Linked DNA regions of Homo sapiens: region 1 is linked to region 2. A link is a loop called in an ENCODE intact Hi-C map of the cell type or tissue named here. Cell type or tissue: CD14-positive monocyte. All regions are shown on one strand. Links, peaks and the distances in the headings refer to the core of each region. The heading gives the core; the rest is flanking DNA.

What was found. Hi-C counts contacts between places; a loop is a spot of excess contacts. Peaks named below come from ENCODE experiments on the same cell type or tissue, not always from the same donor. Only the 100,000 strongest peaks of a DNase experiment are listed, where the experiment ranks them.
Region 1: a loop joins it to region 2, with 2.2 times the contacts of the local background. A loop is called at or near these places in 9 of 110 quality-filtered maps.

Annotation. Positions count from the first base shown.
Region 1 is chr1:65,153,598-65,156,518 of GRCh38, forward strand. All of the region lies in intron 1 of AK4 (adenylate kinase 4), which reads left to right. It also overlaps the pseudogene RPS29P7. Among named protein-coding and RNA genes, the nearest start is that of AK4, 6.9 kb to the left of the region's middle. RefSeq lists an enhancer at 1-428. In CD14-positive monocyte, for the core only: no CTCF peak of the experiment used is centred there; no DNase peak of the experiment used is centred there.
Region 2 is chr1:65,081,688-65,084,608 of GRCh38, forward strand. No RefSeq gene overlaps it. Among named protein-coding and RNA genes, the nearest start is that of MIR101-1, 25 kb to the left of the region's middle. In CD14-positive monocyte, for the core only: no CTCF peak of the experiment used is centred there; DNase peaks (open chromatin) are centred at 1,734 and 2,574; H3K4me3 peaks cover 436 bases; H3K27ac peaks cover 696 bases.

The DNA of each region.
Region 1 (2,921 bases), core at 292-2,791, 72 kb after region 2:
CTGATCAAAGTCATGCCTTGTACAAAATTTAGAAAATATAAAACGGTAGAAGAAATGAAAGCAGCAAGTAAAAGTTACCCTTAATTCCTTAAGGGTAATTTAAGCAAATAAATTAAAGGTGACTGTCTTAGGTTGTGTGATTAGGGAAGGCCTCTCCAGGAGGTGAATGTCCTCATTCATACCGTAAACAATGAGCTTGTGATGATTAGGAACAGGTTGTTCCAGGAAGAAGGAACAGCAAGTGCAAAGGCCCTAAGGTGGGAATTAGCATAGCGTGTCTGAGGAACAGAAAGAAGTGGCAGTATGTTTGGAGCCTAGCAAGTAGAAGGGATGTGGAAGTAGGTCAGGTCAGAGAGACGAGCAGGTGCCAGATCAGGTAGAGCCTGGGGGATCCTGGTAAGGATTGGATTTTATTCCAAGGGCACTGGAAAGCCAAGGAAGGGTTTTCCATAGGACAATGACATGAAAAGATTTACTTTCTAAAAGTTGATCTTTTGCCTGCTGTGTGGAGAGGTGACTCAGGTGAGCAAGAGGGAGACCAGTATGGATGAGGAGAGTGGCCTGTGGTTTGAACTTGTTGGTGGCAAAGGAGGAGAGAAATAAAGGGATTTGGGATATATATGAAGGCAGAGCTGACTGGATATAATGAATTGGTTGTGAGAGGTGATGGAGAGAAAGAAGTCTACAATGAATCCTAGGGTTTTGCCCTGAGCGCCTGCCTGGGTGAATGTGCTATAGGGTTGAATGAACTAGAATGTGTCTAACCAATCTTTTGTGGAACATTTGGGTTATTTGCATACTTTGCTGATTAAGAATGCCCTTGGAAGAGCACATGCATGGGCTAGCTCCTTCCTTTTATCTTGTTGCACTCCTGACAGCAAGATGGGTCACCAGCAGCTGTACTGGAGCCACTGCTGAAAATTCAGCCAGGGTTCTCGCTCTTGTCGCGTCTGTTCAAACCGGCACTGTCTGATCCAGAAATGTGGCCTCAATACGTGCTGCCAGTGTTTCCGTCAGTACGCGAACGATATCAGTTTTATTAAGTTGGACTAAATGATCCTCCTTCAAAGGATTATCCAAGGCATCTACCCAATACAAAACCACGATAGTTCTTTGTACATAAAATAAACATTCAAACAAAGAACGCTCTTACAAATGTCATTGTGTACAAATCACTGGACAGATATACTTTCTCTGGGATAGGTTTCTAGGAATGAAACTACTGGCCAAAATAGAACTTAAATCATAGGGAGAATTTTTTTTTTTTTTTAAGACGTAGTCTTGCTCTTGTCATCCAGGCTGGAGTGCAGTGGCGCTATTTTGGCTCACTGCAACCTCTGCCTCCCAGGTTCAAGCAATTCTCCTGACTCAGCTTCCCAAGTAGCTGGGATTACAGGCGCCCACCACCATGCCCAGCTAATTTTTGTATTTTTAATAGAGACGGGGTTTCACCATGTTGGCCAGGCTGGTCTCGAACTCCTGACCTAGGTGATCCACCTGCCTCGGCCTCCCAAAGTGCTGGGATTACAGGTGTGAGCCACCACACCCGGCCGACATAGGGAGCGTTTTAAACGTAGCTTACAAATATTCACTCAAGTTCTTGGTAGTTTATAGGTGCTACTTTATTTGTGTACTTTTTGGCTTAATAAATGTTTCATTTAGGCCAGGAGTTCGAGACCAGCCTGGCCAACATGGCAAAATTCTGGCTCTACTAAAAATACAAAAATTAGCTGGGCTTGGTGGCGTGTGCCTATAGTCCCAGCTACTTAAGAGGCTGAGGCAGGACAATCGCTTGAATCCAGGAGGCAGAGGTTGCAGTGAGCTGAGATTGCGCCACTGTACTCCATCCTGGACGGCAGAGCAAGACTCTGTCTCAGAAAGTAAATAAAAAAATGAAAAATATTTTATTTAGGTATGGATATATGTAGCATACATATAAACTGATTTTCTGATTATAGAAATAATATGTATAAGTTAGCAAAAGTTTATAAAGATGAAAACAATCACTTGTAATTTACCAACTGGAAGGAAAAGTCACTGCTAATACTTTTTTTTTTTTTTTAGATGGAGTTTTGCTTTAGATGGAGTCTAGCCTTGCTCTGTCGCCTAGGCTAGAGTGCAGTGGCGTGTTCTCGGCTCTTGGCTCGCTGCAACCTCCACCTCCCGGGTTCAAGTGATTCTCCTGCCTCAGCCTCCCAAGTAGCTGGGATTATAGGCACTTGCCACCATGCCTGGCTTAATTTTTTGTATTTTTAGTAGAGACGGTTTCACCGTATTGGCCAGGCTGGTCTCGAACTCCTGACCTCAAGTGATCTGCCCGCCTTGGCTTCCCAAAGTGCTGGGATTACAGGCATGAGCCACCTTCCACACACACACACATAGATTTTGAGTTACATTATTATTGCATTGTATTATAGTATTACTGTTTTGAAAATTGCTTTAACAATGTGTCATCTAGTATTTTCCAATTTTGTTAAATACTGTTTTTTAATGTGAGTTAAGTACTCATGTATAATTCCAATATTCAAATATAATTTGTTATTCCATTTTTACTTTTGAAAAGGTAAAAAGGTACATGCAGATAGTAAAATTTTCAAATAATACACTAGGAATAGAGTGGAAAGTTTCATGCCTATCCCTGACTCTTGGTTCCCCAGTTTCTCTCCACAGGGGTATCTGCTTTTAACTTTTTTTGGATGTGTATCCAAAGATTTTGTCATATATCTATAGCATTTATGTGTGTATAGCAGTGCCTCTTTTTTTTAATGTACACATTTGTTCTTTGTATTGCACTTAAGAAAAACTTAGCAGTAAAGCTTAGATAGTGGTTTCCATCAGCATGTATCAGTTTACTTTATTCTTTTAAAAAGATATCTGCATTATTTTTTATTGTACAGATATATCATAGTTTATTTAGCCTT
Region 2 (2,921 bases), core at 173-2,672:
TGTGTGCAACAAAATGTTGCAAGTCAAAACCACTTGGATTTTATTTTCTATCCTTGCACTATTAAAAAGAATTGGGGCACATCGGCTGGGCGCAGTGGCTCACGCCTGTAATCCCAGCACTTTGGGAGGCCGAGGCGGGCGGATCACGAGGTCAGGAGATCGACACCATCCTGGCTAACACGGTGAAACCCCGTCTCTACTGAAAATACAAAAAATTAGCCGGGCGTGGTGGCGGGCGCCTGTAGTCCCAGCCACTCGGGAGGCTGAGGCGGGAGAATGGCGTGAACCCAGGAGGCGGAGCTTGCAGTGAGCGGAGATCCGGCCACTGCACTCCAGCCTGGGCAACAGAGCGAGACTCCGTCTCAAAAAAAAAAAAAAAAAGAATTGGGCCACATTACCTATCAATTTTATTTCTTTTTTTCCCCAAAATGCAGATAATAATTACAAAAGATTAAATGATAAAGTACAGAACATAGTACCTGGCACATGGTAGGTGTTCAATAAATGTTTCCTTCCTTTTTCATTGTCATTGATGGTCCATTACAAAATATATATTAAAGGAAAAGATGCTGAAAGCCTGGTAGATTTGGGTACTTCTATGTCAAAGATACCATTCATGCCCTTTTATAAGTGATTCAAAAAATTAACATATGCCTCAACTTCTACCTTGCAGTGAACTCCCGAAAGGTGGCAACAAATCCTTTTAGAGTTTCTTAGAACAGAGAAAATCCAACTGTGATGCTACAGAATATTGGCTCCTCTGTTGTGTTCTTGGATTTCCTCTCAACAGTTGCTTGCTGTGGTTTCTTAGGTTACAGGTACAATTAGTGAACTAAGGATTTAAGGTATGAGGCTTATTATTATTATTGGCTTTAATGTAACTATGGCTTATGCCTTATTATTTCTGGACTTCAGTCATCACTGTCATTATCAGATCTGCTGATCATCAGTCATTTCAGGGCCAAAAATAACAAAAGCACCAGAAACTGAAATACTGAGGACAATATAATCAACTCTGTTATTCAGGGACTCATTATTTCAATTTAGAATTTGTTCAATTCCGATTCAGAATTTGTTAGAATTTCCCAACTGGATGTGCATTCGAGCGTAACTTTGTTGTGTGAGTAGCAAAATACTTTGCAAAGCAAAATAATGAACAAGATTGCAGGAGGAATTTTCAACCCGCTAAAGAAAACAGTAGGATGAGAACATTGAGAACTCATAGAGGTTTCCATTTACTTAAAGAATTAGAAGCATGCATGTATACACTAAGATATCACGATATATTTGGCTGATCCATTTTCTTCTCTGTCTCCTTCATTAGACTTGGCTTTTTTGAGAATAGGAACAAAGTTCCTGTAAGAGTAGGTTTTTGTACATGTTAGCTAAATTAGTAGGTCCTTTAGTGCTGCGTGGATGGCTTAGGTGTTAATCATATTCATGAGTCTTTACCAAACACTCTCTCTCTCACACACACACACACACACACGCATGCAGGTGCAAAATTCTGTCACTAGGATCCACTGAGCTGGAGTTAGGATTGCAAGAGGTTGTTGGGGATAATTATGCCTATAAAAGATAAAAGTGGGGAAGAAGCAGGATTGTGTAGGAAAAGTCTCAGACCATGATGTGGATCTGAGAATGTCTTGATGACCCTCTGGAAAGTTCTGGAACAAAGATTACTCATTAGAAAAGCCCCACATTAGGCAAAAACGGCCAGGCCCTAGTATCCCTACCATGCTTAGTCATTGGCTGGGGGATGCCCAAGAAGAGCATGACCTCAGCTCAATAGCTAACAAATGGAGGCTATCGGCTAACTGCACTGCTTGCAGCTGAGCAGCAACTTCTTTCTTAAAGGAAGATCTGAGTGATGCACCTCTGTGGTTGCCACAAGTCCCAAGATAATGAACCTCCCTCATAACACAAATTCAGATATGAGGTGATTGACTCTAACTGCCACTTCCAAAAACATCTGCCCACCTCTTCTCTGAGGAAGCATGAACAGAAAGTCTTAGGTGGACAAAAGACAGAGAGCTGTATTACGCTGAGAGTCCCCAGGGTCTGAAAACTTGGTTGACAATAAGAGAATCAGCCAATTGGAGGATTCTGTGTATTGCTACTGTTGAAACCCAGCCAGGGCCAGATGTAGTGGCTCAAGCCTGTAATCCCAGCACTTTGGGAGGCCGAGGCAGAAGGATTGCTTGAGCCCAGGAGTTCAAGACCAGTCTTTGCAACATAGCGAGACCTCTACAAATAATTTTTAAAATTAGCCAGACGTGGTGATACACACCTGTGTCCCCAGCTACTTGGAAGGCTGAGGTGGGTAGATTGCTTTAGCCTGGGTGGTCAAGGCTGCGGTGAGCCATGATCACACTGTACTCCAGCCTGGATGACAGAACAAGACCTCATGTCAAAAAAAAAAAAAAAAAAAAAAAAAAAAAAGAAAGAAAGAAGAAAGGAAAGGAGAAAAGGAAAAAGAAAGGAAATCCAGCCAGCCACAGTTCCCAGAATCATTTTCATGAATATTTAAAGTAGAGAGGACGGTCACTAATAGGAAGTGCTAAACCACAGCCAGGGGAGGGATGGCACCAACTGACTCCCCTCCCAAGTCTTACCCAGCCAGCTGCTCAGGTTTTTCCTGGTTGGTTCAGTAATCTCATAATATCCAGGCCCCACATTTCTTTTTTTTCTTTCTTTCTTTTTTTTCTTTGAGACAGGGCCTCTGTCACCCAGACTGGAGTGCAGTGGGGCAATTATGGCTCCCTGGGTGATCCTCGCACCTCAGCCTCCCAAGTATTTAGGACTACAGGCACGCACCATCACACCCAGCTAATTTTTGTATATTTCGTAGAGATAGGATGTTGCCATGTTGCACAGGCTGTTCTTGAATTCGTGGGCTCAAGTGATCTACCCGCCTCAAC